Regions from separate parts of the Homo sapiens genome. Here all the other regions are linked to region 1. Evidence: chromatin loops called from intact Hi-C (ENCODE). Cell type or tissue: endothelial cell of umbilical vein. All regions are shown on one strand. Region 1 holds the start of TBX18 (T-box transcription factor 18). Region 2 has its middle 81 kb from the start of LINC02535. Region 3 has its middle 100 kb from the start of LINC01611. Region 4 has its middle 36 kb from the start of TBX18-AS1.

Region 1 (8,000 bases):
AGTTGTGTGTGCTTTCTAAAGTTCCGTTTAAGGAAGCTTATTATTCATAGATTTCACTGCACTAAATAAACTGAAAACTTTAAAATGCAAATATTCATGTGCCTACCTCAAATTAATATGATCTGCCCAACAAATCCATTTATTTTACTAACCAATGGATGGGAAAATTTCACACTTTTTAAAAAACCGATGTACCTTTTTATAAAAAATTTTTAAGTATTCCTCAGCAAATTCAGGCTGTGTTGGATTCCATTTAGGACAAAAATAAATAAATAAATAACCAGGTACTCTAAATCTATAAACAGGATGCTTTTTAAAAATCAGGGTAATTATTCTTGCACCTATACATGATTAAACATGTATTGTGGGTGAGTCCAGTGACTTTTCCTCCTAGTCTAATATGAAATAGCAGGACAGATCATCTTATCAAATTGCCAGGATATCTTCTGATAAAGAACCAATCTGCCTGGGAGTTTCAAATCTGAAAAAGCAAATCATAGTTTACTGGAGTAAACTGCTGTTTAAAAATAAAAGAGAAAGGAAAAAAAAAAGAATGTTTCCTAGTTCCAGAACTGACAACTAGAGCCTAAATAAATACCTGGACAAGGGTAAATATGACCTCAAATTTATAACCGCCCTGAACGCAGAACATCAACCGCGACAGCTGTGGCATCAGCGGCGACAGTAATTTTCTCCCTGGCATTCAACCAGAGGGCAGTTGGACTGTGCACCGACTGCACTAGTGGTGGGTAGCCAAAGCTAGCCTCCAAAGTGAACCACGGTCTGGGGCCTGGTCCCGTTTGACCGAAAATGCTATCCAGAACCCCCACCGAGCTGCAGGCCCTTCTTCCTGATTGAGCTAGAGGTGAGTGAAGACAGGGTCTGGGGTAGGGAGGGGCGTCCACGCCAGCTTGCCCATTACCTGCCGGCCTTGGTGATGATCATCTCAGTGCCTATCTCATGAAAGCGCTTCCAGAGCTCGGCTCCCTGCAGATCCACCCGCGGGGCCTGCGGCGAGGGCAGAGGGGTCCCGGGCCGGGCCAGGGAGCGCGCCGGAGACCCCTTGGGGGAGCCTCCCGGTGACGCCAGAGGGGAAGCTCCCTGCTGGAAGCCGTCCTCACAGCCGCCTGGACAGCAAAGGACAGAGAAAGGGAACTGGTGAGGGAAACAGAGGGGAAGCCAGCCGCGGAGACGGGCCCACCTGGTGGCTGAGAAGAGGAAAATGACCGGGAGAAAAGGGGAAGCTTTGGTGCCATCAGGTCCTCCTAAAGAACAAGCCAGTCGATAGACACCCACATTCTGCCTGTCGAAGGGGCGCATTCAGAGCTCCAGTGTGGCCTGCTTGGTCCCCAAGTCCCAAGCCCGGGAGAGGCGCGCGGGCAGCGTCCACCCCACCCGCTGGGCCTCCGCAGGGCCAAGGCCCCAGCAGAAAAGGCTTCACGCCGCCGCCGGGGTCTGGGACGCTTGCCCGACGGAGTCAGAGGAGCTCCCGGGTCCAGAGTCCCCAGTGCAAACTCCGACGCAACCTGCGCCTCGAAGCGCAAGCAGCAAAAGCGCCCGGACTCTGGTCCCAAGAGCCTGGGCCTCCTTAAGCCATAAGCGTCTGCGGCGCCTCGCTTTGGGCCTTCTTTTGGGCCGGGCCGGAGGCATCTTCTAGAAGGCTCTTCAGACCCCGCTTTCGCCAAACTCCCGGCGCCCTGCGCTTCCAGCCCAGCAGAGAAAAGTGTGAAAAGCAAGCCCGCGGTCGCCGTCGGCCTTGGCAGAGAAATCAAGAGGAGAAGGGAAGGGAACCGCTCAACTACCCTTCGGGAAACCAAGTTTCCAAATATGCCGCCCTCTTCCTGGTTTGCACAAACGGTTTAGGGCATTCGTTCCGGTTTCAGGGTGGGGTATGCCGTCGCTCCCCTCCTCCCCGCCCTGTGCTTTTAAAAGTTAGGAAACAAAAAAGAGCACCCATTGGCTGGAACCCCAAGGGAGGCAGATGCAGGAAGCACAGAGCTGCACCGCTAGGCGCAGCAAACAGCCGCGGCCGAAGGCGCGGGTCGCCGAGTGGGCGGCGGCCGCCCGCGAGGCGAGCCTGGAAGCAGTATCTGAACCGTCTGGAGGGTGACCAGGTTGCGCGGCGAGCTTTGCGACTGACACGGCCAATGCGCTAGTGGCTGAGTGGCCTTGGCCATGTAGGGACGCGGCGCGCACGCACACCCACAGACTCGCAGAAGTTCAGGTTCGCGCCGGAGAGAAGTTATAGGCAGGAAGGGGCCCACTCACCCGCGGCTCCGCGCTCCAGGTCTGCGCCACTCCGAGCCGGCCCAGACGTCGCCCCAGCCGGCGGCGGGAGCGCAGCGCCTTCGTCTCCCTCAGAAGAACCCTTTTCGCCCGCGCCGCCGCCGCGGCTGCAGCCTCCGTCGTCCACGGCCCCCGCCGCCTCTTCGGCGCCCAGTTTTCGCCGCTTCTTCTGAAGCTGTTGCTGCTTCTCGGCGCCGATCAGCGCCTCCACCGAGAAAGCGTGCGCCTTGAGGCTTAGCATGCTGCACGGCGAGCCCCTTCGCTTCTCGGCCATCCCCCCCGCCCCGCGCCCGCCCGCCCCTCTCTCATATACACTCACGCGGGCACACGCGCGCTCTCGCTCTTCCCCCACCAAAAACTAAAAGGCTCTCGGGGCCTCCCGAGATCTGCCCCCTTCCCCACCGCGGGCAAAAAACAGATTTGGCGTTTCCGCTTTCTCGCTTGTGTTGGGATCCAGGAACCGGCGACGCGCCGGCCAAGTCTCCTTTCCTGGGTCTCTCTCGCGCGCTCTCTCACTGATGCACTCCTTTGCTCCCACCCCTTCCACCTCCTCCTGCTGCTCCGAGGTCTGCCTCAACTGATGCGCCAGAGAGGACTAACATGGGTAAAAAACACTCTGTGGACACAAATTAGGGATTGTAATTGAAATTTGTTGCCTTGATCTGTCAGCACTTCCAGGCAGGAGAGCGGTGGGAAGAACTTGCTCATTAGTGTCAATAAAGCGGCGGGGGCGGAGCCCGGGTCCCTGTCCATCACCCAGACGGCCGGCCAATCAGGAGGCGCCGACTCCGCGCAGCCCGCGCCCACTTCCTTACAAGGTAGCGAAAAACCAGGAGTGAAAAGCGCCGCTGTCTGGCTTGGATGTGCCAGCCACACGGACGCTGAACTCTGTCTCTCTGACGTCCGTAGCTGAGTCCAGCCCCGTAGTCTCCAGCTTTCCTCACCAGGACCTGGAAAGGCGGAAGTTCCCGGCTTTAAACTAGACGTTCAACAAGTTAGAAAATCAGGAATCTTTCAAGGTTCCGTAAATTGCCGTCCCACTTCCGTATCGCTTAATGTTGCTACAACTCAGAATATTGGGAAGCTGGGAAGAATTCGCAGGCCCCTCCTTTCTCATTTAAATGTTCCTGCACTCAGTCTGCGCCAGATATGGCTTAGGCTTATTTAAACTTTACTCCGTGATTTTTTTCTTAGGGGATACCAGGTTAAGAAATATGTAAATCCTTTAGGAGTGCAAAATGTTACGTTAACGCTCAGTCCGTCATATAAATGTCAGAAAAAGCACGCCCTTTCCGCAGCCCACCTTTTCTTTCAAAGAGTGGTAGTTATTTTAAAACGTAGGTCATGGGATTTTCATTCTGTACGTCTTTAACGATATGGACAACTTTAAAACCCCTTAAAACTTCGCAAAATGAAATAAGTATGAAGACGCAATAAAATTCCCCATTTGAAAAACTTCTCTGTGATTTAAGTAAGTTTATATTTGTCCTACTGTTGACAATTTACAATCGTTACTTCAGGCTTTTAAGGAGTCCATTGATGTATTTAAAACAAATTTAATAAAATCAGTGCTTTTTAATTAAATGACACCAAACATATATATTTGTACAATTTGTTTTGTAGTTTCAACTCGACTTTTTGTTAGGATTAACAAATATATATATATATGTTTGGTATAAATAGAGCAAATCTCTTGTGGAATAAAATTAATCGTGCATATTACTCCATCTTTTGTATAAAATACACGGCAGGCCGGGCGCGGTGGCTCACGCCTGTATTCCCAGCACTTTGAGAGGCCTACGCGGGCGGATCACGAGGTCAAGAGATCGAGACCATCCTGGCCAACATGGTGAAACCCCCGTCTCTACTAAATAAATAAATAAATACAAATAGTAGCTGGGCGTGGTGGTGCACGCCTGTAGTCCCAGCTACTCGGGAGGCTGAGGCAGGAGAATCGCTTGAACTCGGGAGGCGGAGGTTGCAGTGAGCCCAGATCGCGCTACTGTACTCCAGCCTGGCGACGCAGCAAGACTCCGTCTCTGTCTCTCTCTCTGTCTCCATATGTGTGTGTGTGTATATATATATATATATATATGACAAAGGAATTTTTTCCTCTCCCTCGTCCCTCGTTTAATTCAATCTCCGCAACCGTTGGCTGCCCTTTTATCTCTGACTTCTCTGTAAACTTTCAGTAGAGTAGCATTTGGGGGTAGATCCGCCACTGAGACTGATCCTTTTATTGTAGAAGAGAACGCGCGGTTCCTGGAGGCCGGACACCACAGCGGGAGTAGGAACCTGGCAGGCGATGAGCAGAGGCACGAGCAAGCCGCCCAGCCAAACCTGGCAGCCTTGAGGTCAAAAATGATTTTGTAATATCCTTGCGGAGGAAGCCTCTTTTAGACGCCTGAGAAACAAACTCAGTTGGGAGGAGGTGTTTTGCATTTTACAAAATGAAGGCTTTGCGACCGGTTTAGAGCTGTGTGGTCCCTAGTGGGTCTCCAAGCTCCGGGGTACCCTAGGCCGGTATTACATCATTAAAAAGAAGCGCAAATCCCATTTCTGAAGCTTAGCCGAAGGCAGGCGCCGGCAGGGAGAGCTAAGAGGCCGCCTAGAGAGTTTGGGCCGGGAGTGGGAGTGGGACAAGGCGGGAGCTAACTTAGCTGGAGTAGACGCCAGAAGAAGTTCCGTTCAGCTGAGGTGCCCCGCCCCAATCCCAGGCTCTCGGGGACCCCAAGAAGGGAGCTACCCGGTGCTTCTCCGAGCGGTCCTTACAGCTTTGGAGACTCTGCTGCTGCCCAGGGGTGTAGTCGTCGGAGCCCTCGGGCCTGCTGGGGCTCAGCAGGGGTAGTGGGAGCCCCTACCCTGGGAGAAACTGCCAGGGACAAACACTGTTTGCTGACGCAAAGCCTGTTCCGCAAAGGAGTTCTCCCTGTATATGTCCTGCAGCTCAAACTGATTTAGAAAGGGATACACAGGCCTGCAAGGCGCTCTCGGGATCATACAGCCTCACGCCCTCTTCTTTTCCTCTGCCATTTCTTTATGTCTTTCGCCTTCACCCTGGGCAGCAGACCCCAGCAGGCGGGGAAACCCGGGGACTGGTGTCCGCATTGCCGAAAGGCTGGAAAGCAGAGCCTCGTCTACATCCACGATGTTTCTAGAACGTGGCCCTTAGAAATAATTCAAGTGTGAGTAGGGCGCCGAGGACAGGACAAGGCGTTTGCCCCCTAGTCCTGCTACTGGCTAAGGAGAATCATAGCAGTAGAGCCGCACCACTGCTGCCGCCGCCTCCAACTTGCGTTAAGTTCGGCTCAGGCTACTGGATTGGGCAGGACCAGCTAACCCAGGTCCCGAGGGGCAGTGTGTCACAGACTGCAGCCCACTCCAACCTCGGCTCCTGGAGAAGGGGCGTCGAATCTCTCTTGGGCATGGGAGGGAAAGACATTCCGAGTTGGCTGGGCGGAGTGGCAGCCTTGAGAGTGACGAGTGACAGCAAAGCCTCGTCCTAGCAAGGCCTTTTACCAACAGCGCGGCATGCCCTTTCGAGGAGAGCGCCAGGCCCTCGCACTTTGCAAGTCAAGAGAGCAAAGAAAGCGGGGACAGGGCGCGTAATCGCAATGTCCGGTCGCGCGTGTGCACGTGTCTGTGTTTGCATGTGTGCGTGAGCATGTGCACCTGCTCAAGTGTAAATGTGTCTGTTGGCAGTTGGGGTCTAAGTACCTGAGAATGTGTGTCTTCTGTTGCTTTAGGAGATTAAAATGTCTTTTCCCAGTATTGAGCTACATTGAGGAAACAAAACTGAAATAAACTGTCAGGCCTCTCTCAAGACCAGCCGGATTCTATGTTAAATAAAAGTCAGCCAGAGGAGAATATTGTCAGAATGAATTAGTCTCAAGGACTTGGGGAGAGAGAGAAGGGCAAAAGATCCTTGAGCTCCCAGATCTGGGACAACGATATACAGTGGAATCCATGTCCTGCCGGACAGCAACACTAACTGGTGGGAGGGGGCGTGCAGGGGCGGGAGATGGACTTTTAAAAAGCATATCCGGTCTCTTCTTTATTTTTCTTGGTGCAGTTTAAAATTGGACAGTTCCGAAATAGTGCTTTTTTGTTGTTGTTGTTTTAAACTCATTCTCTGTCGGCTTCCACTCTGCTTTTTAGCCTGGAGCCTGTTTACATAGCATTGATACATGGCCAGTTGTGTATAGTTTGCTATTTCATCTTACCTGATTTATAAGATACTTACATTTTATTTATAAACAATTGTTTCTTTTTTAAGTTATAATTGTTAAAGCTCTATGCGTCCGGTCTTCATTCCTTCGAAAGATTGATTTTTTTTCTTTTACACTTGACACTCGCTGTATTTAACCCCTATATTTAATTTCTCAGACTCGATAAGGTAAGCCCTGAGTCTGTTCAGACAAGAATCTGTTCTTTGCCCCTGATCTCAGGGCACATCAAATGGTCCCCGAGTCTCCAAATAATCCGGACCCAGACTTCTTTGCCACACATAGAGAAGTTTATTATTAGTAAAAGATGAAGTGAGCTAGAAGCAGAAATGGGACGGAGAGTATGGGTGGGCAACGGCCAAATCCAAACACCAAGAGGGGTACTTATTTGGCTGCGTTCCTCTATAGTTTAATCTGGGAAGGAGCCATAGCCTAATTGGAGACCGTGAACATCAGCCTACGCTGAGTCACCAGGCAGCGCCGCACAAATGGGCTAGGGCTTCCCCTTTCCGCGATTCCTGTCCCTACTCTTTCCCACTCTCTTTCTTCTCTTTGCACATACTTTTCTTCTCGCCTCTCCTTCGGATCTGCGTTAATGAAAATATTTTATCTTGTACAAGTTTATAAAGCCTACGGTAGTAAATTCAGGCGTCCCAGGGCTCAAGGACTGCACTCTTGCGGATTTCTCTGCCGGGTCTGGTGCTGCAGATGCAAACCCAGGCCCCGTGAACAAAGCGATCCGGAGCTGCAATTCCTCCCTGCTCACTCCTGTGGCTGACTTGCACGCACAGACATCGCCTCCCCACTTGTTGGCGACTGTTTTCCATTCTTCCCCCAACAATTCGTCCTTCTCAATTCCGATTAGCTGAGACTGAAGCCCTCTACAAAGGACCTGTGCAGCCCACGGAACAACTCCGCAGTTCTCAGGTAGAAGAATCAGAATCAGGTCTGAGCCCGCGGAGTATCTCTTTAAGCGCTGATTTTTTAAAATCAATGATCGTTTCTCATTGGGGCTCCAGGGAGGTGCTCGGTTTCTGGAGTGTCAAATGAGAGTATACTCCCAGGGTAAGCTTGTCTTCATTCCTCTCTCTCTCCACCCCCCCGCCCCCCCGTTTTCCAGCTTGGAGAAAGGAAGGGGAGAAGGGGTCTTCTGGCCCACCAAGTCGAGGGACATTGAGGAAGTAATGAATCTGTGATGCGTCCAGAAGAAAATTCACCCTCTGGGAAAATGAGCTTCCGTATTCATGCTTGGTGTATCTCCAGCAGTATCTGCTCTACCTCCAAACAACACTGCAATTATTTTTTTTCACCCCGTGGGTGAAAAACCGCTGCCCTATCTCCCTCATTTATTGACTCACACTCCTCCCACAAAACTACAGTGTTGAGGGATCAGTAACAGAAATGTTCAAGAAGGCCACACTTGTCTTTATCACTAATATGTGACATGTAAGATGGCTTGAAGGAAGTACTGAAATTAACACCCAGATG
Region 2 (8,000 bases), 560 kb after region 1:
ATGTAGATAAATCAGGGATACAGTCCCCAAGACACAAAATCATGATAGCTCATATGCAATGTTTTACAAGGTGACTATGATTTACACCACCTAGCAGCACCAAGTAAATGAAGAAATGCCGACCCCTTGAATGCAATGACCATGGGAGAAACACAAACACACCTCCTCATCTTTTCTCCCTTACCCCACTTGACCTGCAGGCTTTGCCCTATGAGTGTGTATACAGTGCTGTCCTCTCAAACTTTCTTGCTAAAAATATTTACTCCAACATCCCAAACAGGAATAAGCATCCTGAGCAGATGAATCCAAGTAGCAAATGAGAAGGGAATGCCTTAAGTCTTGAGAAGAAGCTTAAAACAACAAAACATTTTTTGGAACACTGAAACATTTACAAATACACAAGAGAACTTGTGATAGCACAAGAACAAGAGATCTAACAGAATCCATATTGTGTGCCATCAGTGACAATACATCTCAAATAAAAGAAAGCTATTCAGCAGGAACAACTATGAGAGCTGCAACATCTCTTGATTAAGCCTGAGGAAGGTATAAATAATGTTGATGATGATGTAGACCATGATAACAAAAGTCCAGTAACTGTCACCAGAGGGAAATATGCCACTATAATTGGGCTGATGTGCACCCACAGGTATTGAAAACAATTACCCCACTGAGCAAAGCACCCACTGCCTAGCAGTCTCCCATATCACTTGAGGCCATATATGCAGCTTCTTAAAGAAAGGAGAAAATGGCCTAACAACAACTTCTGCATTTCTATTTTAAATTAATGTAAAAGGTAAACAGGACAAACCATAGCACCTTTAGTGCAATAGCATTTTGTCCTACTATTTTCCTCCTTCTCCATAACTCAGAAGCCCCCACTGTGCACTTACGACTCACCAAGCAAACCTTGTGCTTTCTGTAAGGTGAAGCACTTATGTACCATGGTATTTTTTAAATTTTATAAGGGACTTGAGATTTTTAAAGCTTTTATTAGGGTTTTAGAAGAGTATTCCTTACTAGACTATACAGGTGTTGTGTTTCACCCAATTAAATTTTTCCCAGAAGGCTCATCATTTTTATTGCATGAAATTCTACATTACATTTATTTTTTAGAAAGATGTATATGGCACTGTAGGAGAAACAACTATATTATCTCATTTAATCCTCATCTTACCCCACTTTACAAGAGAAAACATTGGGTATGGTTTTCATTGAACATCAAAATCTCATATCTTGTACATATTCTCCCAAACTGTGTTCCCCGTCTTTCTTCTAATGTAATGTTAGCTGAGTTTCTCCACCATTCAAAAGCCTTTTCCTAGAACATCGTGATGAGAGAAATCACAAAGCGGTAGCTCCCAGCCCTGCTAAAAGGAGGAAACGTGCTTGGCATCCAAATGGAAACTGGTTTCTAGTACTTAGGTCAAAAGTTCATGTACACACACACACACACACACACACACACACACAGAGCGTTCTCAAGAGAAGTTCTTAAGGCCAAAAGAAAAAACAGAGAGACTACCAACACATAGATCCTAGAGTGAAAAAATCCAACTGGCAATCTGAACTAATGTAGGCAGTTTCCCCAAAGCGACTGATAACTATTGAGTTACTTTCCCCAGGGTCAGCTGCAGAGAAGGAATTAGAAAGACCAAGTTGGGGCCCTTCTCTACTCCTTTTAAATACCGCGTTTCTGTTGCTTGGAACTTTCATATTTCTGCATCAGACTGTTCTCCTTGCTATATTTCACACTCCCTCTGGCTTCACATCAGAAGAACAAGGTCAGTATTTGTTTGTAATGGAATAGGGGTGTGATGGTGAATAATACAGATGTATATTTTACTTGGAACAAATGCAGTTCACCTTTCTTCTCTGAGTAAACTGAGATCTTGAGAGAGGCTGCACTGCATAAGCCTTCAAAAGGAGGCCCTCCTTGGGTATTCCAAACATTTTATCAAGCCACAAGATCCTCTTGTTTCAAGCAAGAAGCACCTACAAAGAAAAAGACAGTTTCTGTAAGACACTTGGATTTTGGGTTTGTTAGTTCTTTTGGGGTGAATTTTTAATGTTAACAGAAAAACCAAACTACCTTGGTGGAATTGGGTGCCAGGAGGCATTAAATAAATGGATTCAAGTAAGTACATTTGCAATACCCTAGAATGGTACATTCTCTCAGGTCCTTTGCTTTGGGTTTTTCAGAGAGATTCAGAATACGTTTCTACGTTTATTTAAAGTAGAATGTTAAGGCCAAGATGAAGAGAATCAATTCTAATCAGCTTTTGAAGTAGAAACAGGACAGGATCAATCTTGCAGCACTCAACAGACTATCTCCCATTTGGAACTAAAGATGCAGAACATAAAACATTCCATTAGATCCCTATTTTATTTCATTTGTGGCCACATGAGTCTGTCTAATCCTGACCACAGAATCAGAATGTTGAAAAGACTTTGAAGGTTCATCGAATCCACACCCACGCCTATGGGAAGATCTCCCACTAACCCTCCAGACACATGGGGACTTACCCTGTTTCTAAAGACCTCCACGAAGTCCTACAAAAAGTGTTAAAACACCAGCTCTCCTGCCAGTGGTCTGCTGGGATTGTTGAATTTGCGTCGGCCCCACCTCCATTAATCAATCCCACTCCAGCTCCTCAGAATCATCCCCTTTTCTCTACTCTTTAATACTCAACATCTGCCCACAGCTCACATGTGTTGCATTGCCAAGTTCTGGCCCCTAAGCCAGCTGAGGCCTGTTCTAGTCTATTGAAGCCAAGGCACAGGTGTGGCTGTCAGGCAGCCCAAGCCCCTCCTGTTGTTCCCCATGCAACCATTGGCAGTGCTTCAGCTGCTGAGCAGCTAGTGAGAGGAAAGGCAAATTCCTAAACACTCAGGAGTTTTGGAGTGTTTCATTCTTTGCAAGGAAAAAAGATTCATAGATCTTTTATTAGGGAGGCTGCAAGTGATGCTTGATATAAAATATTTGCCTTTTGTTTAACATAGTAAATTGATCATTATTTGGCTACCCCAACTCAAACTTCTGATCAAGCCTCAAAATTTGCAGCACCAACCTCTACCAGAATTCCTACTCTGTTGGCTTAAAATAGCAGAGGAGTAAACTTTTTTCCTTCATTAATATGAAAGAATTTGAAGCATTAGAAATAGCCCTGCACTAAAGAAACAGGTACTAAGAATGATGTTTCCCAGGAAATGCGTGTGGCCAGAAACCTAAGTCAGGAATGAAGAATCCTCAATGAGCATTGGAGAGGACTGTCTACTTTCCTTGACTCTCATATCATTCCTGGCTCCAGACTGGCTCCTGGAAAACGCTTTTTCTCCATTTCCCAGACAATGTCTTGTGCACTCCCCCATTGCCTGAGAGAGACTTAGGGAGGGTTATCTGTAGTACCAATCAAGGCAGCTTGGATGCTCCCCTCCAGCCTTCAGCAGACAGACCCTCCTGGAGATGTGGGAAGGGCCATCACCCCACTGTAAGGAGCTGAGGCCCTGTTGATCAGCTTTTTCAGTTTCAGCAACAGAAGCAGACAGGCCTTGAGCTGTATGGAGTGGAGCCTGCAGTTACTGGTGTGACCATCCACTGCAGTCAGAGGCAAAACCCTGAGAGAAGCCCAAAATCCAGCTGAAGAATGGGAATGCACAGGGTCATACTCCTCAGGTGGTGCCAATTTTCAAAACCCCAGACCCCTCAAATCAAGGACTGTATCCCAGAGAACTGGATAAACCAGCTATGTCCCTACAGATAAAGACACATGCTACCCTTTAACTTCCTGCTGGCTAAATGCTTTCTCTGAAGGCCTCGCCTGAGCTAAAATCAGATTTTCACATTTAGTATAATAATTCTCAAAAGCCCCACCCCCCGATCATAATCATCTTTTGACCTCCCTTCTCAGTGTTTCTACATTCACTGAGAAGTCTTAGCCAAGCTCCTACGACTCCTAATAGCTCAGATGACCCTAAACAGATGCATGCATTTGGATCATGTTAAGTTCATGTTCCAGCACTCCTGTCAGCCTTTCTTTCAGAAAGGTGATTTTTTCTCAGACTCAGGACAATTTTATATGGTAAACAGATTGCTTAAACAAACAAGCTTTGTTAACTTTTAAAGAAAGCACATAAATTATACCATCATAAAGCTTTCCCTTTTCAGGTTTGTAACTGGAGTGTCATAAACATCAGACTTGATGATCTTTGGTCCACATTTCAGATGTCTCTATCTTCAGGTGAGCCCCAAATGATTCTTACAAAGGGTAGCAGCGCCCTCTACTGGTTGGCTTTGCAGGCTAAGCTTTTACAAGGTGGAAGTCTGAGTATGAATCCCTTTGATGCTGAAATCCCTTGTAGTTAAGAAGGGAAATGAGGTTTTGAATGCGACGTTCTTCATTTCCTCAGCAACGCACATTGCAGCAAGGAGAGTCTCACATTTCTTCCATTATTATTTCTAGCATTTAATATAGCCAGCCACATTAGAACTGATGACACCTCGACAGCATTTTTCCCCATTACTAACGGTGTGAGGCAAATCGATGAGGGGTGGGGGGTTCCATTCTTCCCACCCTTTTTAGTACTCCGCCCCGCCCAAATAATAGAGCAGCACCACTGGCCATCTCTGAGATGTTCCCTTAAGAGCCACAGGAGGACAAACACAACCCACATGAGATGATAAGCCTGATTCTGTGCCACCTGGACTGGAAATCGACTAAGAGCTTGAGTGTACAATAAGACTCTCACAACCATCCACACACAGCATAGAATTTCAATCTTGATCTGAAAGCAGCTGTCAAGCTCAACCACCTCAACCACTTACTTCCAAAGGAATCTCTATGAATTCAGGAAACCAGGAGACCCTTTAGGTGGCTGGGGTACATTCAACAAAAAATATTTCACTATATTCAACAAATATTTAGTAAGCACTTACACTGTTCTGGTGCTGTGTAGGCACCAAGGAAACAGTGTTAAGAAAAAGCAACACCTGCTCTTAGTGGAACTTGTTGTCTAAGTGAGAAGACAAATAATCCCCAAAATTAATTACAAACAAGGACAAAAGACATGAAGGAAAGGTACACGATGTCATGTGGATATATAGTCTAGGGGAGTGGAGGGAGTTTCCCTGAGGAACTAACATTATCACTGAGAGCAAAAGGGCAAATAGTAGTTACTGAGGGTGGGAGTGGGCATGGGTTCCAGGCAGAGAGATAAGCATGTGAAAGACAGCTGCCAGGCAGGGAGGGGCAAGATCCTGGATGTGACCCTTGCCATAGGCATCCATGTCTTTATGACATTATTTCTATAAAATTGACTAAATAAATAAATACAAATAAATCCTTCCCAGCAATTGACCAAATTCCTCCAGTAAACCGAGTTGTCAATTTCTGTGCTGGGAAATGAGAGGAGTGGCCAAGTCTTCTACAAAGTGGGCATTTTTCTGGTTTTCGTCCACCTGCTGGAAGTTATGGATTCCAGTGAGCTCTTTGCTTCATCTTTGCATCATTTTAGCATGTTGCACCATGTACCCAATGCCAGAGCCTTCTTTTATATGGGCAGTATCTACTTACCTATATCTCTTCTGGTACTTAACAGACACCAGGCATTTTTCTTGTGCTTGATAGTGACTCTACATTAAACATTCCTAGAATTTTATCCCAGAATTCTTGGACAATGCCTCAGCAAGGTGATCTGCAACATTATTTTACTTATTTATTTCTGCTATTTTAACAAATGGTTATTTAGAGCTCACTACATGCCAGGCAAATTCTAACTGCTTAACAAATAGTAACTCATTTCATCTTAATGATAATCTTATGAGGTGGTTACTAATATTATCCCCATGTTGCAAATGAAGAAATTGAGGCACTAAGAGGATACGAAACTTTCCTGAGGTCACTCAGCTACAAGTGACCAAGCCACAGTTTGAGCCCAGTCAGTCCCCAGAAATAAAGCTGGAAAGCATTGCTCCACGCAGCTTCCTCTTAGCAAAATTAAAGAGGTACTCAACCAATAACGCTTTTTTATCTAGTTTAACATATGTCCCAGATGGGTAGAATCCTGTCAATTCTACCATTTGACAGCATTCTCCAATCCTACTTCTCATCCGGCTCTCTTTGGCTTCTGTACAAGCGCTGCCCCTTCATCCCCTCTCTCGGTATGGCAGCACCCACCACATGGAGCTGCTCTCGAGGCTCCAGATCTCCTCCCCTTTTTACCTCCATCCCACACCACGTCACAGCACTCTAGAAAAAAATGGTCTCTTCTATTTTTAAACTTCACTATCCCACCACTGCCTAAATATTGCAATTAACCCTCATACCGGGTCCTCCATGACCTTGTCCCAGTTCACCTTTGTAATCTCATTTCCAAAAGCTCCTTACCCCCAGCCCAAACTTGCCCCTCCAGCAAACCTGGCCCACTTGCCTTCTTGGCATGGCTCCATACCCTTTCATGGTGAGAGGTGACAGCGTGCTGGCAGTCCTCAGAGCCCTCGCTTGCTCTCGGCGCCTCCTCTGCCTGGGTTCCCACTTTGGCGGCACTTGAGGAGCCCTTCGGCCCGCTGCTGCACTGTGAGAGCCCCTTTCTGGGCTGGCCAAGGCCAGAGCCGGCTCCCTCAGCTTGCAGGGAGGTGTGGAGGGAGAGGCGCCAGCGGGAACCGGGGCTGCGCGCAGCGCTTGCGGGCTAGCTGGAGTTCCGGGTGGGCGTGGGCTTGGCGGGCCCTGCACTCGGAGCGGCCGGCCGGCCCAGGCAGTGAGGGGCCTAGCACCCGGGCCAGCGGCTGCGGAGGGTGTACTGGGTCCCCCAGCAGTGCTAGGCCACCGGCGCTGTGCTCGATTTATCGCCCGGCCTTAGCTGCCTTCCCACGGGGCAGGCCTCAGGACTGCAGCCCGCCATGCCTGAGCCTTCCCCCAGCTCCGTGGGTTCCTGTGCAGCCGGAGCCTCCCTGACGAATGCCGCCCCCTGCTCCAGGGCACCCAGTCCCATCGACAGCCCAAGGGCTGAGGAGTGCGAGCGCATGGCACAGGACTGGCAGGCAGCTCCACCTGCAGCCCTGGTGCGGGATCCACTGGGTGAAGCCAGCTGGGCTCCTGAGTCTGGTGGGGACTGGAGAGTCTTTATCTCTAGCTCAGGGATTGTAAACACACCAATCAGCACCCTGTGTCTAGCTCAGGGTTTGTGAGTGCACCAATGGACACTCTGTATCTAGCTGCTCTAGTGGGGCCTTGAAGAACCTTAATGTCTAGCTCAGGGACTGTAAACACACCAATCAGCACCCTGTGTCTAGCACAGGGTTTGTGAATGCACCAATCGACACTGTATCTAGCTGCTCTGGTGGGGCCTTGGAGAACCTTTATGTCTAGCTCAGGGATTGTAAATACACCAATCGGCACTCTGTATCTAGCTCAAGGTTTGTAAACACACCAATCAGCACCCTGTGTTTAGCTCAAGGTTTGTGAATGCACCAATCGACACTCTGTATCTAGCTGCTCTGGTGGGGCCTTGGAGAACCTGTGTGTAGAAACTCTGTATCTAACTAATCTGATGGGGAGGTGGAGAACCTTTGTATCTAGCTCAGGGATTGTAAACGCACCAATCATCGCCCTGTCAAAACAGGCCACCTGGCTCTACCAATCAGCAGGATGTGGGTGGGGCCAGATAAGAGAATAAAAGCAGGCTGCCCCATCCAGCAGTGGCAACCCGCTGGGGTCCCCTTCCACGCTGTGGAAGCTTCGTTCTTTCACTCTTTGCAATAAATCTTGCTGCTGCTCACTCTTTGGGTCCACACTGCGTTTATGAGCTGTAACACTCACCGCGAAAGTCTGCAGCTTCACACCTGAAGCCAGCGAGACCACGAGCCCACCCGGAAGAACCAACAACTCCAGACGCGCCGCCTTAAGAGCTGTAACACTCACCGTGAAGGTCTGCAGCTTCACTCCTAAGCCAGCAAGACCACGAACCCACCAGAAGGAAGAAACTCCGAACACATCCGAACA
Region 3 (8,000 bases), 190 kb before region 1:
TAAAGCAAACCTCAACAAATTCAAAGGACTAAAATCATTCAGAGTATGTTCTCTGAACATAATGGAATCAAGCTATACGTAGATAATTTTAAAAAACTAGGAAATCCCTGCTATCTTGGGTATTGAATAATGTATTTCTAAATAACACATGGATCCAAAAATAAATGGCAACGCAAATTTAAAATGTTTTGAAATCAAAGATGATTAATATATGTAATACTGAAAGTGGGAGAATGGTATCAAATGAGTTGTTTAAGGAAAATATATAGCCTTAAGTGCATATAGTAGAAGATTCTAAAAGATCAAAAATAATAATTTATGCTTTATCTCAAGAAGTTAGAAAAAGAACAGAAAAGTTAAATAACAAGAGAAGGAAATAATAGATAAGAATATAAATCAATAAAACAGAAAGAATTTAGAAGAGAAAATCATTGAAGACAATAGTTGGTTCATTGAAGAGATAAATACAATTGATAAACCTCTAGCAAGACTAATAAAAGAAAAAGAGAGGAAAAACAAATTACCATCAACAGAAAGAGGAAGGGAACATTAGTATGGACTGTATAGACATTAAAAAGATAATAATAAACGTTTTTCTATCAATATATTTTGAACTCTAAGCCAAAATAGAAGTTTCCATTAGAAAACAAAACTTACTAAAACTCTAAGAATAGAGTCAAAATTGTAAAATTATTTGCTTGATATCTTGAAATGCAGAAATTTTTTTAAAAAATTATGTGTGTATATATATATATTTATTTATAAGTAGAAGAATCTGATTAGCCTTATGTAGTGGGTTAAATGCTGGCCTCTCCCAAAAGATATGTGTACTTAGAATCTGTGAGTGTGACCTTATTTGGAAATAGGTTCTTTATAGATACAGTTAAATTAAGGCTTTCAAGATGAAATCATCTTGGATTATCTGAGTAAACCCAAAATCCAATGACAAAGACTGACCCCTGAAGTCTTTGGAAGAAGTGTGACCATGAAGACACATTGATTTTGAAAGCTTCTGGTCTCTAAAACTATGAAAGAATAAATTTTCTGTTGTTTAAAGTCACCAAATTTGTGGTAATTTGTTGTGGTGACAGAAATTTATTATACCTTATATGTTTCCAGTTTATTAAAGCTGTTAACAAAAATCTTCTTACAAAGAAAACTCCAGGATTAGATTGCTTCACTGATAAGCTCTTCCAGATATTTCAGGAAGAAATAATGTTAGTCTGATCCAAATTCTTTGAGATAATAGAAAGAGAGCAGAAGTATTTCCCAATTAATTTTGTAAGTACAGCATGACCATGATGCCAAGCCTTCCTATGCCTCTTACGTGATGCCAAAACTTCAAAAGGACAATAAAATATAGGGAAACTAGAAACCAGTCTTTCTCATGAACATAAATTCAAAAGTAATAAAAAATTAGGAAATCAAACAAGTGTTTATTCTAGGACTATAAAGGTGATTTTAAAATGTGCATACTTCTATTCACAATAGCAAAGACATGGAATTAACCTAGGTGCCCCTCAACAGTTGACTGTATAAAGAAAATGTGGTACATGTACATGATGGAATACCACACAGCCACAAAAAAATGAAATCATGTCCTTTGCAGCAAAATGAATACAGCTGGAGGCTATTATCCTAAGCGAATTAATGCAGAAACAGAAAAACAAATATCACATTATCTCACTTATAAGTGGAAGCTAAATTTTAGGTACACATGGACATAATGATGGGAACCATAGACACTGGAACTCCAAAAGGGAGGATGGAGGCAGGAGGTACAAGGGCTGAAAAATTTCCTAGTAGGTACTATGTTCATTATGTGGGTGATGGGACCAGTGGAAGCCAATCCTCAGCCATACGTTATATGCCCTTGTAACAAACATGCAAATGTACCCCTGAATCTAAAATAAAAATGAAAATTAAAAAATAATCTGTATACTTAATTTACAAAGAGTTTAAAAATAGGTAAAACTAGCCTATAGGTTTAAAAATGAAGATAGTTTTTATTTTGGAATGTTTTATTGACTAAAGCAGGGCACGACTGGCTTCTGGTGTTTTGATAATGTCCTGTTTCTTGACCTGGGTATTGATTACAAGAGTGTGCTCATTTTGTGAAAGTTCATCAAAATGATTGCTTATAATTTGTGTACTTGTTGTGTATGTATTATAAAACTGTTACATTAAAAACTTTCTTCACTAGTTGTCAAAGTTGAATCACTAAAGAAGTTTAGGATTTGAGAAACCATGTAGCATTTAAATAAAATATGGATTAAAAAAATGTAGGGCTGTGCATTGGACTGGCTACTTATGACTGCACTGTAGAACATGCAAAATAAAAAGACAAGCTTGGTGACTGAATTTACAGTTTAAACCACAAACAGAAAAACTAGACAACTTCTATAAATGATATGAGAGAATCCTTATTTCCTGGAGCTGTATGGCTGAAATTTCTAAAAACGAAGGCCTTCTACCATAGGTCACCGAATCACAACACTGAATGAATTTACAACCTTCCTATGCCTCTTATATTAAAGTTATGGCATTGATTCAGATAGAGTGAAACTCTGAGGATTGATTTTGGGACATTTGAGTAGATAGATATTGGTGAAGCTGTGTAACTTGAATCACTGAATCACATATCCCACTGGCATCCCTTGTTACTATGAGCTGCCTTTGCTCCCCTGAGGCCATTAACCTACTCTTATCTAAAGAGTATCAACAACACCCACTAGACTAATTTTCCTGCAAGGGGAAGTGGATTATCCTCAAGAACTCATATCACCTTACCCTGTTTTCAGACCTAGTATCTAACAGATGGGTTGATTGGCTATATTAAATGATTGCCTATATTAAGTAAATAAAGGGTGAGATACTACAACTTCCTTAACAAACTATAAAGAAAGAAAACCATAGATAGCATAAAGAGGCAAAACAGCTCTCTATAACATTTCTGTTGCAGAGTGCTAGAAATAATATGGATATATTAGATGTAACAAGGTCATCCCCGCTTAATTCTGTTTTCTAGTGGGTCCAGTAGGCATTCCTTTCACCTAAACTTTGAAAAGTACATTAGGAAACAGCACCAGCATCCTTGAAAGGCCCTATAGTGACACTTCTGTGCAGGTTATGGATGACAGTAGCAGGTGTTGACATTGAAAAGTCTCCCTGAATTGTTTGGGGATAACTGAATCTTTTCTTCAATGATGTCAGCAGCAATTAACCACCGGAAACAAAGTGTGTGTGGTTACTCTAATGGGTACTAGGGCTGGAGAAACAATTAGAATAGTTTGACTCACACAGAGATTTCCTGTGGTTAACTGGTCATGGTGTCCCTTTGATTGAAATAGATAGGCAGCCTGTACAAGTCTTATAGGATGTTAATAAGTGGCAAAGACTCTAAGTCTGGTAAATAGAAACCTGTTCTGTATCACCATAGTGGAAAACCATGATCTCACTTAATTCTCAGGCCTGAGCCAGACCCTTTTGGATGAAGAAAGGGCAGGGTCTTCTTGAGGAAGAATTCAGTTACATTTCCAAAAATTTATACCAAGACTATTCCTCCTAGCCTTTCTCAAAGTGAGCTGTAGCTGTTTACCAAGGTAACTTGTCTTTGAAAAAATGTACATTTTCAGACTTTCAGTGAATACTGGATACTGGCTCTGAACTGTTGCTAATTCCTAGGGGTCACAAATCACATGGTGGTCCAATAGTCAAAAGGTGAAATAACAAATGAATTTTTGGCCTGGGTCTGTCCAGAGGTCCCAAATCCAGACCAAGGTTGTTTCCTCCATGCCTGAATGCATAACTGGAGTAGACATACCCAGCTACCTGTAGAATGCCCATATTAGTTGCTAGATGTGCAGAGAAATGGCTATTCTGGTAGAAGGTCCAAGCAGAAGCCTCTAAAGCTGCCATTCTCTATCAAAATAACAAAAGTAAATAAATCAACACCACATGTCTGAGGAAGTTAATGCACTATCAAAAATTTTAAAAATGCAGAGTTTGCAATTCTTATTACATCTTCATTAAGCTAGCCTATTTGGCTTTGTAGGAAACAGGAGGACCTTGGAGCATGACATGGGTTATCATAAGGTTAATCAAGATGTAATTCCAATTACAGCTGCTGTTCCAGATGCAGTCTTCTGCTGAATAGAATCAACCCTTGCTGTGGTACTTGGTTTGCAGAAACTGATTTAGAGAAATTTTTTTCTCTTTATTTATTAAAAAATTCTACCAGACACCCTTTACTTTCAACTACCAGGCACAGCAGCACCCTCCGCAGTTTCATCTAAGAGCCATGCCAGTTTTTTACTGTTTTTCATAATCTGTCCATCTCTATGGCATCATCTATCATGCAGGACATTATGCTGATCATCTATACTGATGACATCATGCTGATTGAACCCAGTGATGAGGAATTAGCAAATATTCTAGATATCTTGATGTGACATATGTGTGCTACAAAGCAAAAAATATTAAAATTTCTACATCTATGAATTTGTCAACATCTCCTTATGATTCTGTTTTGTTTTATAGAGCTCAATGGTATATATAGGGTACATAATTTTAACATATTCCTGGTGAAGCATTCCTTGTTATTATGTGTTTCCCTTTTTCCCTACTAATATTTCTCCACCTCCATTGGCCTCTCTAGAGACCTGTCCAGAATCAGATCTTGTGGTGGCATGTCCAGGCTTTTGGCCCATGGTAACATTGGAGATATAGCAGACTGAGTAACCAAGCTAGTAGGCCATTTAGTTCAATTCCTGTTTATAGGATGATGTCTAATATGTGTTGACCTTTCACTGCCTGGGACTGTTCTAAGCCATAGATAGCTCCAAACAGTAATTGGCTTTTTTTTTTCTATGTCCTTTCATGAAACAGAGTTGGGGAAGGGGCCGTGGCTTATGCTCTGCGCTTCCAGGCCCTGGCTTCAATCAGTGGACTGGGCTCTGTCCTTCTCTTACTTGAAGCAGTTTTGGTTCCTTTTAGCCAACATTGGTTAAACTCCCCTAGTCAACACTGGTTGAAATTTCTTGGCTTATCTGCTCCATACTTGGTACATTGTTCCATTTCTGATCCGCAGTGATATTGGTTTTATATTTGAGTCAACCTATGTATTTTTTAATTTTTCTTTTCTTTTCTTTTCTTTTCTTTTTTTTTTTTTTGAGAGCTCTTTCGCTCAGGCTTGACTGCAGTGGCAAGATCTCCGCTCACTGCAAGCTCCGCCTCCTGGGTTCACGCCATTCTCCTGCCTCAGCCTCTCTAGTAACTGGGACTACGGGCGCCCGGCTAATTTTTTGTATTTTTAGTAGAAACGGGGTTTCACCATGTTAGCCAGGATGGTCTCGATCTCCTGACCTCGTGATCTGCCTGCCTCGGCCTCCCAAAGTGCTGGGATTACAGGTGTGAGCCACTGCGCCCAGCCTTAATTTTCTTTTTCAAAGTTTTACTTATCATTGTCATGAATTTGGAAAATCAATGCTTGAATTTATTGGGCCCTCTTGACATTACCAACCATTAGGTTTATAACAAAATCATTATTCCTGGAAAATAATCTACTAATTTGTAAATTGTCGTGAGTAGTAGCCAGGCATAATTGTTATAATACAGTCATGTTCCACATGACAATGTTTTGATCAATGATGGACCATGTACATGATGGTAGTCCCATGATATTTTTAATCCTGTATTTTTACTGTACATTTTCTATGTTTCAGTATACAAATGCTTACCATTGTGTTACAATTGCCTACAGTATTCAGTAGAGTAAATGCTGTACAGGTTTGTGGTTTAGAAGCAATAGGCTATACTGTGTAGCCTAGGAGCAATAGGCTGTACCATGTAGCCTAGGTGTGTAGTAGGCTATACCATCTAGCTTTCTGTAAGTACACTATGATTTTCACGTAATCAAATTACCTAACACATTTCTCAGAACGTATCCCTATCATGAAGTTATTTATAACTGTAGTTCTTTCAGAGGACATTGCCAACTTATTCTATAACACTTTTGTGTTTTCAGCATATAGCAATAAATGCAGAATGATTTTTGTCTTTAAAATTATACTGGAAAGAATATATTTTGAAACACAAAGCACAAATAACTTTTATATGAGAAAAATAGCCCAAGTGAATGGATTCTTGAAAGTTGTAGGAGTTGTTTATTGCAATGTGTTTTGGCAATGTGGAAATTCTTATGAGAAAACTAGAAACAATTTTTTCCCAGTGAGAATTTTTAAGTTTTGTTCTGCTTATTTTGAATGTTCCTGGACACAATTTGGTCAACTAACTTGCTTAAAATTATGTTTCCAAAGTTAATGCTAAGTTATCCCAAATTTGAACTGGAAATTAAGTATTTTCAATGCCAGTCAACACTATGGAATAATGGGTAATTTGGGACTACAAATGGGGCTTTTTAGTTTTGATCCTCTAGTTCTGAGATTTTCTGAAACTAAGCCTCTCAAGAATAAGGACTACTTTTCTTGCTTTCTCACATTGACCATTACTGGATTTAATACCCAGTAATCACACGTGAAATGCTTTTTCAGTGAGTGAATAAATAAACATTTAACTATATGTAAAAGTTTTTTGAATATAAGTCAGACAGAAAATAGAATTGGGTTTGACTTATTCAGACTATTAATTTGGTTTAGAAATAATTTATGAAAATGTATGCCAAAATAAAACATGTGCTTAATTGCATATAGTAAGTGCTTACTGCATGTTTATTATTATAACTATTGAAAGGTCAAGAAAAACTTTCCATGGCTTAAAATAACCAACAAATAAGTACATCATTCATGAGATAAATAGCATTATTGAAAAAATAATAAATGATTAATTCTGTACATGTAACTAAATTGTTTCCCCCTTTTTAAAAACAAAAAATACCCAACAGCTTCCATTTCAAAGAAATAGTTTCTATTGGAGTGAAATAGTTGAATCAATCCTAAATGATTTATTAGAAAAATAGCTCCAAATGTGTACTGGAATTTAAGACATTCTTTACTCTCTCTATCCTATGATTACTGAACACAAAGTGCAAAGATAATACAGCAATTGTCTGTTTAATTTAGGTGATAGAGATAACTCAAGACGATATTTCAGGGGGGTCCACAACCCAAATTATCCAGTTTGGCCATGTGTCTTTCTAAATACCTGCATTAACTAATAACTGCCAAGCCTCCCCTTCACTTGTTGCTGTGTTAACATGACTGATATGTTTTGGCTCTGTGTCCCTACCCAAATCTCATGTTGAATTGTAATAATCACCTTGTGTTAAGGGCAGGGCCAGGTGGAGATAATTGAATCATGGGGGGACAGTTTCCCCCATACTGTACTTGTGCTAGAGAGTGATTTCTTATGAGATATGATAGTTTTATAAGCATCTGGCATTTCTGCTGCTGGTACATTCTCTTTTTGCCTGCCGCCATCCATGTAAGATGTGACTTGCTCCTCCTTGCCTTCCATCATTATTGTGAGGCCTCCCCAGCTATGTGGAACTATAAGTCCATTTAAACCTCTTTTTTATTCCCAGTCTCAGGCATGTCTTTATCAATAGTGTGAAAACAAACTAATACAATGGCCAACACTTTTAAAAACTTTAAAACCCCAAGATAAGAAGATGAAATTTACTGCTCGCATTCTTATTCAGTTACATACATTATTGTGGAAATATCTACTTTCACTCAAATCACAATCAGTATTTTCTATGAAAATAATACATTTATATCATGGCTTTGTTTTGGGAAAACAAATTAACTTGTAAAGTATGGCAGACACAATGCTACAAGTACAGCAAACGATTTCTTTGTTCCTCCTGGATACATGGGTAGCTCATTTCCTGACCATGTGGTCAACTCTGGCCAATGAAGGGAAAGCAGGGGGTGGTGCATGTCCTTCTAGACTTGGCTTTCAAAACCTGTACCACAATCTCTTTTTCATCCACCATGATCTTGGACGTGCATGACCCTGACAACTTAGCTACAGGTGAAACC
Region 4 (8,000 bases), 110 kb before region 1:
CATTAACACATGTCTACTAAAATCAGTTATTCTTTCACTATGACTGACATTTAGTGAGAACAGCAAGTTTACATGTTTGTACATGTGTTTAGCTTTGACCTCTTCACCAAAACATATAAATGAGTCACTGCGTCTTCACAAGACATTCTTAATCTATGGTAGACGTTTTGTACGGGGTCAATTTAGCTAAGCTGTAACTAGATGTCCCCAAATTCCTATGCTATATGGGTCCTCATTAAGGCAGGGCCACAAGAGACTTTTGCAGCAGATTTGGAAGATGAAAGTGCAACAGGTGTTACACCCTGAAGGTTAGGGGAGAGCCACATGCTGTTGTAACTTGCCTCTGTTGTCACCCGTGTGCTTGTTCACCTTGTCATGTTGGGGCAGCAGCCAGGCCCACGGTTCCCCCTGCTGAATATCCTCCTACAATTTATCCAAGTTACGGGCCCACCGCATGTACAGCTGCACGGTGAAGAGCACTGGCTTCTTCTGCAAGCCTCCTAGGCATGGAGGTTGAAGGTTGGCAGTGTCTGAATGTTTGTTTCCCCACAAAATTCATATGTTGGAATTCTAACCCATAAAGAATTCTCACCCCTAATACCCCAAGAAGATGATATTAGGAATGGGGCCTTAAGGAAGGAAATAGATCATGAGGGTGGAACGCTTGTGAATGGTATTACTGCCCTTATGAAAGAGACCCCAGAGAGCTGCCTTTTTTTCTTCTACCATGTGCATACACAAAGAGAAGTTGCCACCTATGAACCAGGAATGGGCCCCTCACCAGACACCCAATTGTTGGGACCTTGAACTGGACTTCCCAGCCTTCTGGTCTGTAGGAATATATTGCTGTTTATAAACTACTCAGTCTGTGGTATTTTGTTATAGCAGCCCAAGCAGACTAAGACAGCAGTGGTGAGAGATGGGTACAGATTCCAATTTGCCTGAAAAATATCTAGTTTGTCTTCACTGGTTCCAGAATTTCCTTGCTCTCCTCCACTTCACATCTGGATTTTTGTCCCAACAGATGGCCCTGCTGGCCTGCAGTGATGTTAGGCCCACACCAGATGCCAAGGCAATTGTTTTCCATGCTATTCTTCACCATCTCCCATGATTGCATGAGCTCTATTCTCTATAATGAATTTCTAATTCTCTGTCACTCAGAGTTGTCCTATTTCCCTTATCAAACTCTAACTGATATGCCTGCATGAGCATTACCTTGTCCTACTGAAGTCACTCTATTTAATACATAAAGATTGAAACAGAATTAGGAGATAGACAGCCTGTGAAGAACACTCCACAGTTTATCAAGATATAATTAGTTGCTCATTGTCAGCCTGTTTGATAGCTTACAAACAACAGAAATTTCTTTCTCTCAGTTCTGGAGTCTAAAAAGTACAAGATCAAGCTGCTAGCAGATTCAGTGTCTGGGGAGGGCCTGCTTCCTAGTTCACAGATGGTGTCTTCTCACTGTGTCCTCACATAGTGGAAAACAACAAGGCAGCTGCCTGGGGCCTTTGTTATAAGGACACTAATTCCATTAATGAGGGCTCCACCCTCATGACCTAATCACCTTCCAAAGGCCCTACCACCCACATTTCTGATTAGCTTTCAACATATAAATAACGGAGGAATGCAAACATTCAGACTATAGCATATATCTTTTGTAATCCTCCTTTTGATAAAAGTAATTGCTAATTAGGAGTCAATAGAATCATTTAAATTTTATGCAGGACTTATAGGGCTGCAGCATTCATATAAAGTAGCCATTTTCAATATGTAATGAATAATTGATCCACTCATATGGAACCCCTCTTGACTCAGTCCAGATGGGATTTAGAGTAGACCAATGTAATACAGTATGTCATCGAGAATAAAAATGTAAAAGACAGTGCATCTGAAGAATTTTTAAGTCATTAAAAGCAGAGGAAATTAATTGCATAAGCCAGTTAAACTCAAATATTCTAATAACAGATTCCTGAAAACTAAGTCAGGTTATGTGGACTTTGTTCTATTTTCCTATTCTAACACCACTCAAATGTGAAAACCAAAGGGTTATTCAGTAAATGAATCAATAATCACCTTTCTCTGCCATCATAGTCCACACAGGTAATTTTCCTTAAAATTAAAGGCAGAATAAAACAAAGAATAAAACCATAAGTTTTATGGGCACTTTTTAAACTCACACTTAAACTGCCTTCTCTCTGCTTGAGAGAAACATGGTCTCACATATTAAGAGCTCACCGATTCCTGCCTTGTCCAATTCCATTTTTCCTTCCAGCTTCCACTGTTGTTAGCCATCCTCCTCTAGTCTGTTTCCTTGAGAACTGGGACTGGTTCTCACAACTTTCTGTTACCAAAGTTCCTTGCAAATAGGGGATGTTTAAAAAACAATTCCTATGATGAGGAGGACGTCATGTCTACCTGGGCCACAGTTCTACTCTCCACCCATTATGAGGCAAGTATGGCATATTAAACAAAACATAAGATTTGAGATTTCTTCTAGAACTAGCACTTCCATTTTCATGAACTTCTTTCTCAGGGCCTCTCTTTTTTCTTCCCCCTAAGATAATTCCAATTATTCTTTACAGTTCAGAGAACAGAGTCCTCCTGTGAAATCTACTACAGTACTTTTCAGCATGCAATGCAAAAGAGAGCTGACACTGGGATTTGTTTTGCCTGGGTAGGTGAACACCTGCCAAGGACTAAATGCCTACCATCAGCTGAAACATTCAGAGCAGTGTGGCACCATCATGAAGGCCCTTCCTGGACACCAAGCCTGAGGTCAAGTTCTTATCTGCTTCCTGCCTTCTTTCCCAGCCAATCAGCAAGTTTGGTTTTGCTTTCAGCTAGAGACAAATACCTGCAGCAGTTGGCTCCCAAGAAGCATGTGGCTGTGTCTACCAGACACTTGCTACAGTGATTTATTCACCCTTCTAGTACTTTAGGTAAGGTCGTCAGAAGACACCCTACTATTAGGTCTAAATTCTTGGGAAGAGTTGAAATAGTTTCAGAGATAAGAGGCCTTTTTTGGTAGATGAGACCAACCAAAACATAGACTTCTCCAGGCCAAAGAGCACCCAAGCAATCTTAGCCTAAGTAGCTGCCAAAGAGAAATCCTGAGAAAAATCAGTTCCAGAAAAAGAAGGATAGTGTCTAGGGTGTTTTTGGAATAGCCCCGGGTAATTTCACACCAGTATAAAGCCCTAAAATCTTATTATTAATTAAGCCAAACCCTTCCAGTTTGGAATTTGTTTATTTTCAAGCACAGTGATAACACAGGGGATATTATGGCAATAGGAGATTTTGCATGTGAGTGACAGCTGTCATCTCAGTTGTAAGAATATAAGACCATGAGGCCCAATGGACTTGCTAGTTCACCTCATCTTGGGTGGTGAAAATATTGGCAATTGTGCCCAAAAGAACTTTGAATACCAGAGCTTTATTAAAGAGATTAGTTAATTTTTCCCCTGTTACTGTTTTTTCCACACACAAAAAATACCTTAGTACATAAGTTACAAGGACCTCTGGCTGATAAGTGATTTATACTGAAAACACTGAACATAGTCAGAAGAAAGCAATTCCTGCTATTTCCCCCGCTTGAAATCTGGATCCATTCCAGACATTTTTCTCTGAATCAGTCCCAAGCAACCCCATCTGTGGTACTAGCAAACTGATGAGATCTTCTGCCTCATAAAAATCCTATAGCCTTAACAAAACAAAGTAGACTTGCCTTATCTTATAGGTCTCTGAACAAAATACTTATATTTTTTCTAATTTAGTCAAAAACTTATGGTTTCTTTTTCACTTTCATACATTTTAAAAGTGGTACAGAGTGTATTTTCATATAACCTCTAGCATCACACCTCAACTACTGCTGCCAGAATTTACAAGGTCTAGCTGGACTTTCTGAAATAGACTCGTGCCTTCTGATTAGATTCATGACTCGTTTGAGCCATGCTGGCAAATGCAATTAACAATCTATCCAGTAAAGCTTGCACACAGAATGCTTGCAGGTTATACTATTAGGATCTGTCCATGAGTGGAAATCCAAACCAATCCCAAATACTGACGCACATCTTTGAATAATCAGGAATCAATATATTTAACCTGAAACAAAAGGAAAAACTTTACTTGTTAAATCTCACACTCCTAGTTCATGTTAACAAAACTCTAAGGCTGGAAGGTTCAACAGGTCATTTTGCCCATATCTCTGTCTCTAACAAGTTCTTCATCTAAACAGTACCAGCTGGTTGGTGATCTCATCTAGATTTGAAAGGATACAGAAAAGAGAATTTTTCAACGTACCTTGGCAGTGTTCTTAAACTTTCTCTTTCATTCCCCACAAAATGTCTTTCTTTATGACCTTCCTATTCCCATTAAAACCTACTTCCTCCTTTTCTATTTTCATAGGATCTGGAGAACACTATCAAATAGGAAATATGTTTTCTTTTCACTTTCTCCCTACGGCAGAGTCTCAGAGTCTCAATCATTGCCATGTATAATGGCCTCCCTTAGTCTATTCAGGCTTCTGTAACAAAATACCTTAGACCTGTTCTTATAAACCAGAGAAATTTATTGCTTATGGTTTTGGAGACTGAAAAGTCCAGGATCAAAAAGTCAGCATATTCAGTGTCTAGTGAGAGCTCGTTCCTCATAGATGGCACCTGATATGTGTCTCACATGGAGGAAAGGGCAAAAAGGCTCCCTCAAATCTCCTTTATAAGGGCACTAATCCCATTCACAAGGGCTCTGCAATCATGACCTAATCACCTCCAAGGGCTCTACCTTTTAGCACTATCACCTTGGGGGTCAGGTTTTAACACATGGATTTTGGGGAGACACAAATATTCAGACCATAGCACGGCCAAACCAAAGAGGCAGTTCTTTCTGTTGCCTGCTTTGTGACTGAAATCAACTTGGAATTATCTATTTTATATCTCAAATTAGGCCTCCTCCCACCACAAACACCTCAAGTTCAATACATAATAAAGTACTAAAGATAAACCCAGGCATTAGTCATTTAAAATCGTAAAATATATGCAATATTTTTCGGAACACAGGACATGACTAAATTCAAGTGAAAAAGTAACATGAGTAGTATCTGTTGTGGAGTGTGGGAGTCCTGATTTAAAAATAATACTTAAATGAGAAAATAAAATATATAATCATACAAAAAATAAAAGCATTCATAATCCCACTACAGAGACATAACCACTACCACCTTCTATTTCTTCTAAGATTTTATATTTTTAACAACTTTATTTTTGCTAACTCAACTGCTAAGGGAAAGGCATTTAATTACACAAATATCTCCATTAGTTTTAATGGTTAAAATGATATGTTCCACTCGAATCCAAGATACTAAAGGATTTTTACAGACAGCAAAATATATCAAATGAATGATTAAATTTCTAGAAATAATAATAACTGTAAATTAAATAAATATAATTTGAACATTAAAATGTGATGAAAGGTTATTGTACTCACCAAACAAAGAGAAGCCTTGATCATGGGTGGGTGGTTGGAGATGAAGGGCAAAGGAACCATTTTCTAGAAGGCAGTGAGAGTTAGTGATCAACTTTCTGACAGGTAACCTTATTTGGGCACCTGGTTGTCTTGCACTCAAAATGCATGTTTTGATGTAGACAAACACATCCCAAATTTTAATGGTTTAAAACAACAAACTATTGTATTTTCAGAATTCTGTTGGTTAGATGGGCTAGTTTTTAAAAATCCTTGTCAGCTTGGCTGATGTCTCTTGTTAGCCAGTGACACAGCTGGAAGTGGTTGGTCTAGGACAGTGGTAGGCAAACTTTTTCTATAAAGTACCAGATGGTAAATACTTTAGGCTTTTCAGGCCATGTTTTCTCTGTCAGAACTACTCAACACTGCTGTTGTAGTGTGAAAGCAGCCATTGGCAATATGTAAACACATGGCTGTGACTGTGTGCCTTGCCTACCCCAGGTCTAGAATGGCCCCACTTATGTATTTGGCAATTGGCAGTCTGGTTGGTCTAGAGAAGTGGTTCTCAGAGGGCTCTATGACTTCATGCTCAGACATGAACATGTATTAAGATTACCTAGAGAGCTCCTTAAGACATAGATTATTGGGCATTACATCCAAAGCTTTCCATTCAGTAGGATTGGGGTGAGGCTGGAGAATTTGCATTTGTAGCAAGTTTACAAGGGATACTGCTGCTGTTAATCTGGGGATCACATTTTGAGAACCACTTGTCTAGAGCACCTCTGCTAGGATTGTTTATCGCTGCTCCATGTGTCTCTCTTCCTCCAGGAGGCTGGCCTGGGCTTCCTCACTCTGGTGGTGTCAGGGTTCCAAAGCAGTAAGAAAGGCAAGCCCCAATGCACAGGTGCTTTTCAAGCCTCTGATTACATTAAATTTGCTATTTTCCCATTGGCCAAAGTAAGTCATACAGTCAGGCTCTGCTGAAGTGGAAGGAGACCACCCAAAGGTGTAGATAAAGGAAAGTTTGAAGAAACTGGGCACCATTACTGCAACAATCTACCTATGGCACACGCGTGTGCATACATGCACACACACACAAGTTATAACACAAACACATCTTTAGAACAAGATAGATGCTATACAGCAGGAGGCTTTGAAACACATGGAAATAGCTCACACATACAGTGGTTGAGAGAACCATAGAAAATACTACCTTTTTATCCCACTCATCTTATGTATGTTTGCAAAGAAAAATACTTTGGGTTCATCCACACAGGGCAATTCAAATTTATTCCATATGATACTCTTATTAGAAACTGCTGTTATCAAGTAAGTTGGTGAATGGATCTTTGCCTGAAACATAATGTGAATACGTGACTTATATCATAATGATTAAGTGAGTTTTGGGGAAAAATAGTTATAACGAGGAAAAAAATTGAATGAAAAGGGGAAAATGATACAACCTTTCAAAAGTTGCTTTAGTGAAAGGCTAACCAGCAGTTATTATGCAAGATAAACCTGTGTATGTAAAATACTCTCATAATTTCTAATAAAGAAAAATGGAAAAAAATAAGTTTTATATCAGTCAAACTCACAAAATGCATGTTATAAAGATGACGAATGAAATTAACGGTCCTGAAGGACCTTCCCAGTGGGGCCCAGAATGGGAACATGGAATATAACCCTGAGGTGCCCAGAGAGTGTTATGAAAAGTCAGTATACAACTCACCCCTCCCAGTTGAACTTTGTAGATTTCACAACTCCATAGATTTGTGATATCATGACTCTGATTTATAAAAGCTATCACATAATAGCATTAGTTTTCAGAAATCTGTCTCTAAATGAAAGACTAAAAATAAAATGAATGATGCCAAAACCAAATGGCTTACAAAATGCCTAGCACTGTGTTTTATGAGACATAGAAGTATTTATACATTTCAGCATAAGCTGAAGCACACCGAACTTTTTTGCACTTGAGTTTATTTTATTGGGGATTAGAAAAATTGGTTTTGTTTATGTGACAGTGTGGCTTCAAAATTGATGACAGATTCTATGAGGAGTATTCTCTCCTAAACTAAGCACAGAATTAAAATACAAATTGAAAAGTAAAATATGTTACCTATATAGAAATTCTAAAAGAACTGCCATATAAACTGGCATGCCAGTATTTATGCCTCTGAGCACCTGGTGAAATTCAAAATAGAAAAAATGTGAATCCTAATCTCAAGGGGCTTACATCACAGGTGAGAGCCAGATAGGCAAATATCACATAGGCCAATAAACAAAATATTTCAGAGACCAGAAAAACAACAGGTTGGAAGATGAGAGGGTGACCCAAAAAGCTCCCCAGTTTCCCCCTGGGTACAGAAGTGGAGATAATCCCATTAACTGCGTGTAGTTACTGTGGTGGGTCTTATTAAGGTTATTATTCCTGAAGATGCCTGTTGGTTTCATGGAAAATAAAGAAATAATATGATGTCATTCCTGAACCATAAGCACTGAATTGACCGTTCTCTTTCCCCATAACTGCCATCTGC

The links. Hi-C counts contacts between places; a loop is a spot of excess contacts. Peaks named below come from ENCODE experiments on the same cell type or tissue, not always from the same donor. Only the 100,000 strongest peaks of a DNase experiment are listed, where the experiment ranks them.
Region 2: a loop joins it to region 1, with 8 times the contacts of the local background. A loop is called at or near these places in 11 of 110 quality-filtered maps.
Region 3: it touches region 1 in a loop (5-fold over the local background); 6 of 110 quality-filtered maps call a loop at or near these places.
Region 4: it touches region 1 in a loop (5-fold over the local background); 3 of 110 quality-filtered maps call a loop at or near these places.

What each region holds. Positions count from the first base shown.
Region 1 is chr6:84,761,622-84,769,621 of GRCh38, forward strand. It overlaps TBX18 (T-box transcription factor 18), which reads right to left and starts at 2,977. Exons shown (of 8, transcript NM_001080508.3): 1 at 2,269-2,977; 2 at 923-1,127. The coding sequence starts at 2,560. It overlaps LOC124901353 (a long non-coding RNA gene), which reads left to right and starts at 720. Exons shown (of 2, transcript XR_007059666.1): 1 at 720-865; 2 at 7,633-8,000. RefSeq lists enhancers at 1,710-2,294, 2,295-2,878, 2,890-3,184. In endothelial cell of umbilical vein, a CTCF peak has its summit at 1,212 (motif pointing left); DNase peaks (open chromatin) are centred at 1,210, 1,450, 1,990, 3,130 and 1 weaker place; H3K4me3 peaks cover 4,079 bases; H3K27ac peaks cover 3,581 bases; H3K27me3 peaks cover 2,675 bases.
Region 2 is chr6:85,319,338-85,327,337 of GRCh38, forward strand. No RefSeq gene overlaps it. Among named protein-coding and RNA genes, the nearest start is that of LINC02535, 81 kb to the right of the region's middle. In endothelial cell of umbilical vein, a CTCF peak has its summit at 4,298 (motif pointing left); a DNase peak (open chromatin) is centred at 4,274; H3K27me3 peaks cover 140 bases.
Region 3 is chr6:84,572,219-84,580,218 of GRCh38, forward strand. No RefSeq gene overlaps it. Among named protein-coding and RNA genes, the nearest start is that of LINC01611, 100 kb to the left of the region's middle. In endothelial cell of umbilical vein, no CTCF peak of the experiment used is centred here; a DNase peak (open chromatin) is centred at 3,283; H3K27ac peaks cover 1,461 bases.
Region 4 is chr6:84,648,963-84,656,962 of GRCh38, forward strand. No RefSeq gene overlaps it. Among named protein-coding and RNA genes, the nearest start is that of TBX18-AS1, 36 kb to the right of the region's middle. In endothelial cell of umbilical vein, no CTCF peak of the experiment used is centred here; DNase peaks (open chromatin) are centred at 3,599 and 4,399; H3K27ac peaks cover 3,228 bases.